Linked DNA regions of Homo sapiens: region 1 is linked to region 2. A link is an interaction called in ENCODE POLR2A ChIA-PET data of the cell type or tissue named here. Cell type or tissue: OCI-LY7. All regions are shown on one strand. Links, peaks and the distances in the headings refer to the core of each region. The heading gives the core; the rest is flanking DNA.

Evidence for each region. ChIA-PET counts read pairs that join two places held together with the same protein. Peaks named below come from ENCODE experiments on the same cell type or tissue, not always from the same donor. Only the 100,000 strongest peaks of a DNase experiment are listed, where the experiment ranks them.
Region 1: POLR2A ChIA-PET joins it to region 2 with 5 read pairs; 7 of 35 experiments call an interaction of 5 or more read pairs at or near these places.

What each region holds. Positions count from the first base shown.
Region 1 is chr7:101,974,926-101,979,317 of GRCh38, forward strand. The region is part of intron 2 of CUX1 (cut like homeobox 1); the gene reads left to right. Among named protein-coding and RNA genes, the nearest start is that of CUX1, 160 kb to the left of the region's middle. RefSeq lists an enhancer at 3,668-4,309. In OCI-LY7, for the core only: no CTCF peak of the experiment used is centred there; no DNase peak of the experiment used is centred there; H3K27ac peaks cover 1,670 bases.
Region 2 is chr7:101,823,706-101,828,097 of GRCh38, forward strand. The region is part of intron 1 of CUX1 (cut like homeobox 1); the gene reads left to right. Among named protein-coding and RNA genes, the nearest start is that of CUX1, 8.3 kb to the left of the region's middle. RefSeq lists an enhancer at 652-1,214. In OCI-LY7, for the core only: a CTCF peak has its summit at 1,721; DNase peaks (open chromatin) are centred at 929 and 2,089; H3K4me3 peaks cover 2,748 bases; H3K27ac peaks cover 3,222 bases.

The DNA.
Region 1 (4,392 bases), core at 315-4,314, 150 kb after region 2:
CATGTTCTTTGCCAATTTGGCATCAGAAATGGCCCACACCAGCCAGGTGTGGTGGCTCATACCTCTAATCCCAGCACTTTGGGAGGCCGAGGTGGGTGGATCAACTGAGGTCAGGGGTTCGAGACCAGCCTGGCCAACATGGCAAAACCTCATCGTCCCCACTAAAAATACAAAACTTAGCCGGGCGTGATGGGAGGTGCCTGTAATCTCAGCTGCTCAGGAGGCTGAGGCAGGAGAATCCCTTGAACCCGAGAGATGGAGGTTGCAGTGAGTCGCGATTGTGCCACTGTACTCCAGCCTGGGCAACAGAGCAAGACTCTGTCTCAAAAGGAAAAAAAAAGAGAGAGAGAGAGAGAAAAGAAAAGGCTCACGCCTGTAATCTCAGCACTTTGGGAGGCTAAGGCAGGAGGAGCTTGAGACCAGCCTGGGCAACATAGTGAGACCTCCTTATCTCTACAAAAAATGAATTTTTTTTTTTTTAATCAGCTAGGCATGGTGGCATGTGCTTGTAGTCCCAGCTACTCAGGAAGCTGAGGTGGGAGGATCACTTGAGCCCAGGAGTTCGAGGCTGCAGTGAGCTATGATTGTGTCATGTACTCCAACCTGGGTGACAGAACGAGACCCCGTCTCTAAAAGAAAAAAGAAAATGCCTGTTTCAGTTGTCACTCCTCACCAGTGAGGCATGGGAGTGTTCTCTTCCTCCAAACCTCACTAACCCTGGATAATGGCATTGTGATAAATTTTCCACTGGTCAAAAAATATATATTGCCTTAAACTCAAAACTCGTCCATCAACAGTGAGGTTGGCTGTCTTTCCGTGTGTTTGTTAGCCAGTGGTATCTCCTGTGTAAATTACCTTTTGACATCCTTTGTTTATTTTGGTTGGTCTTTTACCTCGTCGTCATCTTACTCACTTTTAAAGAGCATGAATTAAGGCCGGGCACAGCTGCTCACGCCTGTAACCCCAGCACTTTGGGAGGCCAAGGTGGGTGGATCACCTGAGGTCAGGAGTTCCAGACCAGCCTGGCCAACATGGTGAAACCCCGTCTCTACTAAAATTAGCCAGGCGTTGTGATGGATGCCTGTAATCCCAGCTACTTGGGAGGCTGAGGCAGGGAGAATCACTTGAACCTGGGAGGTGAAGATTGCAGTGAGCCGAGATCACACCACTGCACTCCAACCTGGGCACAGAGAGAGACCCCATCTCTAAAACAAACAAAAAACCACAGTATGAATTAATTATTTCTCTCTTACATGTTGTAGAAATTTTTCCCAAATCTACCATTCATTTTGTAAACATAAACTATATTTCTGTACTCTCTTATAGTAATTGTAGATTTCTAGTGTTTCACTTGGTTTTTGAATCGACAACAGTTTTGTGTGTAGGGTATTGTAGTGTAAGGGATCTGTTTTTTCCCCCAGGCAGATAGCTCATTTTCCCAATGCAATATTCCTTTAAATATTCTGAATAAAAGAAAATTTTAAAAATCATTTTTGAGCGATGGGAAATGTGAACCAAAAATATGCATAAGGAATTTTTGATTGAAAAACCCAGACGGGGGCAGGAGTTTGAAATGAACTTCCCCTAAAAGCCAAAACTTGTAGAGGTGGCAGCCTGAGGGCTTTCCAGAGAGCTGTAATTGACTGTTTCTCCCATCAGCCACTCTCCTCTTTCTCATAACTTTTTTGGGCAGCCATTAAAGATCTGATGACGAGTGTGAATGTGGCAGCATTTTGGCATTTTGGATGGTGGCATAATTGCACATATTGAAAAACTCTAAATTTACATCGGTGGATCCAGTGCGTCTCATTATACTGGAGGTGTGAAAACTCCATGTGCCTCTTTGAACAATTGTCCTGCTCTGTCACAGTTCAGGGGAAACAAAAGTAGCTCCAACTTCCCGAGATTTAAATTTGACTTTATTCCATTTAGTTGATATTGTAACTAGAATTTGAATAGTCTTTTCCCTTTCTGATTTTTTTTTTTTTTTTTTTTTTTTTTTTGGAGATGTAGTTTCGTTCTTGTTACCCAGGCTGGAGTGTCGTGGCATGATTTCAGCTTGCTGCAATCTCCACCTCCCAGGTTCAAGCAGTTCTCCTGCCTCAGCCTCCCAAGTAGCTGGGATTACAGGTGTGTACCACCACACCCGGCTAATTTTTGTATATTTAGTAGAGATGGGGCTTCACCATGTTGGCCAGGCTGGTCTTGAACTCCTGACCTCAGGTGATCCTCCCGCCTCGGCCTCCCAAAGTGCTAGGATTACAGGCGTGAGCCACTGCACCCAGCACCCTTCCTGATTTCCATTTCCGCTTTTATCTCTCCACTCCCGAAGATGTATCAACCCACAAGGAACTTCCTTCCAGCCCTTACTTAAAACATTGCTCTTTTTCCAGCTCCAGATATTCCCTACATTGGCTGCCACTCCTCCTTGTCTCTGTTCAGTCTTGGAAAATTGGTTTGGTCCAAGCTGAAGCTATTCTTTGAAGAAATACCATTATTTTTAAATAAAAGGATTCCCCAGCCTGGACAGTGTAGCAAGACCCCATCTCTACCAAAAAATCAAAACTTTAGCCAGGCATGATGGTGCACACCTGTAGTCCCAGCTATTTGGGAGGGTGATGCAAGAGAATGGTTTGAGCCCAAGAGATCGAGGCTGCAGGTTAGCTATGATCGTGCCACTGTACTCCAGCCTGGGCAACAGAGTGAAACCGTGGCTCAAAATAAATAAATAACATAAAAAGATTCTCCTTTGAGAGAATCGCTTGAACCCAGGAGGCAGAGGCTGCAGTGAGTCGAGATTGCACCACTGCACTCTAGCCTGGGTGACAGAGTGAGACTCTGCTCAAAAAATAATAATAATAAATAAATAAAAAAGATTCCTCCTTCCAGGAGCCAAGAACTAGGAATTTCAAGCTGCAATCTTGCTTTTTAAGCATGGTTATATATGGGGGGTCAGCAGAATGTGTGAAAATTATTGAAAAGTAAAGCATGAGATGTGACTGAGCTCTTGAGAGCAGACCACTTTCCCCTTCTTAAAACGTTTTTTTTTTCCCTGACCCCTGTCTGAGATACAGGCTCTCCTGGTTCGGCCCACCTTGCCCATCACTCTGCTGGGTCCCCACTCGCGCCCTGCACCTGAGGTTAGAGGGCACATAAGTCTCGGGGACCTGCCCTTTGATATCTACAAGACCCTGTCCTCAGGGGATCCCATCGACTCTCGTGGCTTAAAATACCATCCACAGAAGGATGGCGTCTATATTTATATTAACCCAAATATTCAACTGAATATTCAACATCTCTACTTGGAAAGACATCTCCGGCTTCACATGGCTTCAAAAGAGAACTGTTGACCCCTCCCACACACACCGCCTGCACCACCAATCCCAGTCCCCCTGTCACCTCGGGAAATGGCGTCACCACCCAGGGGCTGCTCAGGCTAAAACCTAGGTGTGCCCTGGGGCTCCCCCTCCTCTCCCCCGACATGCCTGGTCCACCAGCAAGCCCGTCCTTCCTCCTGGATACACCTGGGCTCCCAGCTACACGCTGTCACCTTGGCCCAAGCCACTGTCATGGCCACCCCACCACCACTTCCGTTCTTGGCTGCCTTCTGTCCATTCTCTTTCCCCAGCGGCCTCAGTTTTATTTCTAACGAATGCAGTTCAGATCTTTCCGTCTCCCTGCTAGACCCTCTGATGTCTTTCCATCCAACCTTCCACATTCTGTGACCCCACGTCGCCCTCACTGGCTGGGCCACGGCCCCTCTAGCCCCGGTCTTCACCCTTGAACCTGCCTAGCCTCTGTCCTCCTCCTCTGCGCCCCGTGGCTTCTTCCACTTTCTTCCACCTGGCTCACCCGGAATTCCAGCTACTTGTGCTCTTCCTGTCACACATTGCCTGGTGTGTCATTTCCATCTCTGTCTACCTTTCCCTCCTAGAATGCCATTCCCATGAGAGCACTTTCAGGCCACTTCACGGCGTACGTCCAGCCCCAGGCACAGAGCCCGGGGTATCATAGGTGCACAGTAAACATCTGTTGATGGGCTGGCTGGATTCTATGTGGGAAGCATAATGACCAGTGGTCACAAATTACTGGGGCCAGAGGGGCGCTGCCTGGTGTTAACCGCCTGGTGCCTGCCCTACCTTTAAAGCCAAGAGTGTCCATTTAATGAGCAAGAAGCAGAAATCCTGGGCAAGCAGTGCAGATGTAGGCTCTCGGGAACATGTTGACCACTCAGAAAACCTTCCAGGAGGTGAGTACCAGGAGATGGAGGTGCTCTAGACTGTGATGCTGGGAAAGGATTGTGGGCTAGAAAAAGGGCTCCCTAGGGCCGGCATATGGGCCACTGGGTGGAAGAGGGGCTCTGAGACCCTCACCCTGGAGCAGGTCATCACC
Region 2 (4,392 bases), core at 260-4,259:
ACATTTTTTTAACAAGTAAACCATGGGTTATGAGGTGTTCCGAGTTTGGTTAAGGGAAAAACAAATTGACAAATTAGCTCTTTCTTAAGTGAGTATTGCGAAACAGTGAGAAATAGAATGCCTGTCGTACCGTCATTAAAAATTTATCTGGGTGTTGACAGCTTTTTGTTAAATGTAAGACATTCAGATCCTGTCCACCCAGCATATGAAAAAACCAAACCAAACCAAACCGAAAAACAAAATGCAACACAAAAGCTTCTTTCCATTTCCCCCCAAAAGCAAGACAATTTTTCTTAAACTGGGGCTTTCTCCCTAATGAATTGCCATGATTTTGTTTTCTCTAACATAGTTTAATATCTTTAAGACAGAACGAATATCAACTCTTTTTATTTTATTTTTTGAGACGGAGTCTCACTCTGTCGCCCAGCCTGGAGTGCAGTGGCACAAACTCCGCTCACCGCAACCTCCACCTCCCAGGTTCAAGTGATTCTCGTGCCTCAGCCCCCCCGAGTAGCTGTGATTACAGGTGTGCACCACCACGCCCAGCTAATTTTTGTGTTTTTAGTAGAGACAGGGTTTCACCATGTTGGCCAGGCTGGTTTCAAACTCCTGACCTCAAGCAATCCACCCCCTTCGGCCTCCCAAAGTGGTGGGATTACAGGTGTGAGCCGCCGTGCCTGGCCTCCACTCTTTTTAGACACCTTTGTTGAGTTGTTGTTTTGGGCCTGTAAGTTTCTCTGGCTTATTACCACTTTCCCCTCCTGTTTCTAGGGAAGAAATGATTATTTAGATAAAAAATAATTTGATAAAAGGTAGCAGATGATACCAAAGGTAAATCTTTGTCTTGAAGAGCCTGAAGCTGTGAGCATTGGTAAAGCCGTGGGCTGCAGTGAGGGAAGGGCCGGCTTGGAGCCGCCCTCAGCCTAGCCTCCGGGTGTTACCTGGAGCCCTTGCTGTCAGGACGGCCTGTCACTTCTCGCCCTTCTCCTGCCCTGCCAAGCCTGTCCCTTCCTGTGTTGTGACAACTTTTTTTTTTAAACAAGTATTTCTACAGCTCCATTATTTTGAGATTCTTGGAAGAAAGATACTATGTAAATGAAAATTAAAAATAAAATTCTCGCTGGAGGGAATCGTATACATGTAACGTTTTTGATGAGGTTTGGAAAAGACTTTCGTTCTCCCTCTGGAACTGGGAACATTCTGTGGCTCCCGTCACCATTTCTGTGTCACTCTGAAAGGTGTGGCAGATAATGGTGAAACATATTATTTTCTGTTTTTCACCAAGTAGTTGACCCAGAACTTGAACCCATGCAGTCCTGGGTCCAGTGAATTATTTCTGCTGCATACAGTTCTGCTGTGTCCTCGCCGAGAGCGTAGTCAGCAACCGCCCGGAGAATACCAACCTTTCAAAAGAAAAAGGGCTGGAGTCCCCAACATACAGAGATTACAGCTAAAATTACGACCAGAGCTGTTAATCAAATCCCATCTTCCCTTCCTATTCACACAGTAGAGATGTTATAAGTCATACAGGTTTGAGACAGAAAATTGAGAGCAGAGGAGCATGTGTTTAAACCAGCATAGAAACATTCATTTACCAGAATTGCTTTATTTCAGCCGTATCTCAACTCGTTGCTTACACAGTAACGCATGCTGTCTCGTCACTCAGCCAAGTGGGAGACAAGTTCAGGTTTCTGCTCCATGGGATCCAGGAGCCTGCAGTCACCGATGAGCCTGGAGGACCACAAGGTGGCCAGGGCCCTTGGAGAGCTGTGCTGCGGAATCGTAAAGCTACCATCCGGAGCTGGCCGTCCCAGAGGGAAGGCTTGGTCATCTCTTCCCCTCCACCTGGTCCTCAGCCCTGGTCCCGCAGTTTGTCATCCCGCAGTTTGTCAGCATCGATGTGGGACTGGGAGAGGAAGGATATTGCCAGTTATGGTTGAATGTCATTGTCAGGGGAGTAAGAAGTAGTTTGTGATTGTTTTACGTGGCTCTGTGTTGGTATATAATTATGCTGTCATCTTAAAACGCCCTGATACCTTAATGAAATCTGTGTGTGTGTGTGTGTGTGTGTGTGTGTGTGTGTGTGTGTGTGTGCGCGCGCGCGCGCAGTTAGTCTTCGGGGCTGCTTATTGTGTGTGAGAGCCAAGTCTTTCTAACACACGAGCTGAGTGCGTCGTCTTTTACTTGTTTCAAAACTGCCCATTCGAAACAGGTCGCAATCCATTATAAATGCAGCTGCCAGATTAATCTTCCCGAACCATTGATTTCATCATGCCATTCCTCTCCTTAAACATCCATGGTGGCCCACTTAGGCACAGAGTGGAGACCACATTTCTTAGGGTAGCAGACAGAGTTCCTGATAGTCCTTTCTGCCCCACCTAAACCTTTTCCATCCCAGCTAGAATGACTCCAGAATCTTGCTTATTTGGGGGAGCTCCCTCCTCCTCCCTCTGTACATCTGAGCTTCAAGCCTACTTCAGAATTTTTTTGTTTTTTTTTGTTTTTGATTTTTTGAGGCAGGGTCTTGCTCTGTTGCCGGCTGGAGTGCAGTGGTGAGATCATAGTTCACTGAAGCCTTGACCTCCCGGGCTCAAGCAATCCTTCCACCTCAGCCTCCCGGGTAGCTGGGACTATAGGCATGCACCACCACGCCTGGCTGATTTTTCCATTTTTTTTTTTAGAGACAGGGTTTTGCCCTGTTCCCCAGGCTGGTCTTGAGCTCCTGGGCTCCAGTAATCCTCCCTCCTTGGTCTCCTAAAGTACTGGGATTATAGAGGTGAACCACTGCGCCCGGCCTTCAAGCCTATTTCATGCATTCCTTTTTCTTTTGCCCCTGTGTGCCCGGCAGTAGTGATGGAGACTTAAAATAGCAGTGGCTTCCCGCCTAGAGGGCGGACAGGACTGGCAGGACGAGGCTGGGATGGATGGAGCAGTGTGTCTGAGCCTCTGGGAAGGCTGCAGGAAGGGCTTGGAAGGCGGGTCGGGGAGTGGGCAGGGGGCGCCCACTGAGTTCTGTGTGCTTGGGGAGGTGTGGGAGACAGGGCTTTCCAGCAGAACAGTCGTGGGGTGGCCGGGGATCTCTAGGGCTCCCCTCTGAGCTTGGGTTCCCTCCCTCTGCCCTGATTATCCCTTGGGTACCCACCACACCATCGCCACACAGGCCCCCACTCTCTGCCTTGTGTGTCCGATTTAGGACTCATTCAGCTGGTTAAGAATGCAAAATTAATTCTTTTTTTTAATATAGTGAAAGCAGGTAGATTATATTAAAATGGCTGTGTTTTGAAAGCTACTGATAGGTACACCTATGGAATAGATGTTTCTTTTTCAGTCCCATTAATTATCTTTCTGTGCAAAGTAACATAAGTGTTACTTTTTCAGTCCCATTAATTATCTTTCTTTGCAAAGTAACATAAGTGTTGGTTAAAATACAGTTGACCCTTGAACAACATGGGGATTAGGGGCTGATCCCTTCTGCTGTTCCCCCTACCCCACCTGCACAGTCAAAAATCCACGTATAACTTTTTTTCTCCCCTCCCCTCCTTCTCTTCTCTTCTCTTCTCTTCTCTTCTCTTCTCTTCTCTTCTCTTCTTTTCTTTTCTTTTCCTTTCCCTTCCTTTTCAGACGGGGTCTCATTCTGTCACCCAGGTTAGAGTGCAGTGACATAATCATAGCTGACTGCAGCCTGGACATCCGGGGCTCAAGCAGTCCTCCCACATCAGCCTCCCAGTAGCTGGAACTACAGACACTCACCAGCATGCCTGGCTAATTTTTAATTTTTTTCTTTTTTTAGAGACAGGGTCTTGCTTTGTTGCCCAGGCTGGTCTTGAGCTCCTGGGTTCAAGTAATCTTCCTGTCCCAGCCTCCTAAAGAGCTGAGATTATAGGCATGAGCCACCAGGCCCACATAAAACTTTTCATTCCCCAAAAACTTAATTACTAATAGCCTACCGCTGATGGGAAGCCTTACCGATAACATAAACAGTTGCTTAACATGTATTTTGTATGTTAATATGTGTGATATACTGTATTCTTAGAATGAAGTAAGCTAAAGAAAATGTTATTAAGAAAGTTGTAAGGAAGAGAGAATATATTTACTAATCAGAATATAGAATGGATCATCATAAAGGTCCTCATTCTCTTTGCCTTCATGTTGAGGAGTCTGAGGAGGAAGAGGAGGCGTTGGTCTTGTTGTTTCAAGGTGGTGGAGATGGAAGGGCTGGAGCAGGTGGAGGGGGAGTCGGGAGAAGCAGGCCCAATTGGTATAACTTGTTTTTTTTTTTTTTTTTTTTGAGATGGGAGTTTTACCCTGTCACCCAGGCTGGAGTGCGGTGGCGGATCTCGACTCACTGCAACCTTCGCCTCCCAGGTTCAAGTGATTCTCCTGCCTCAGCCT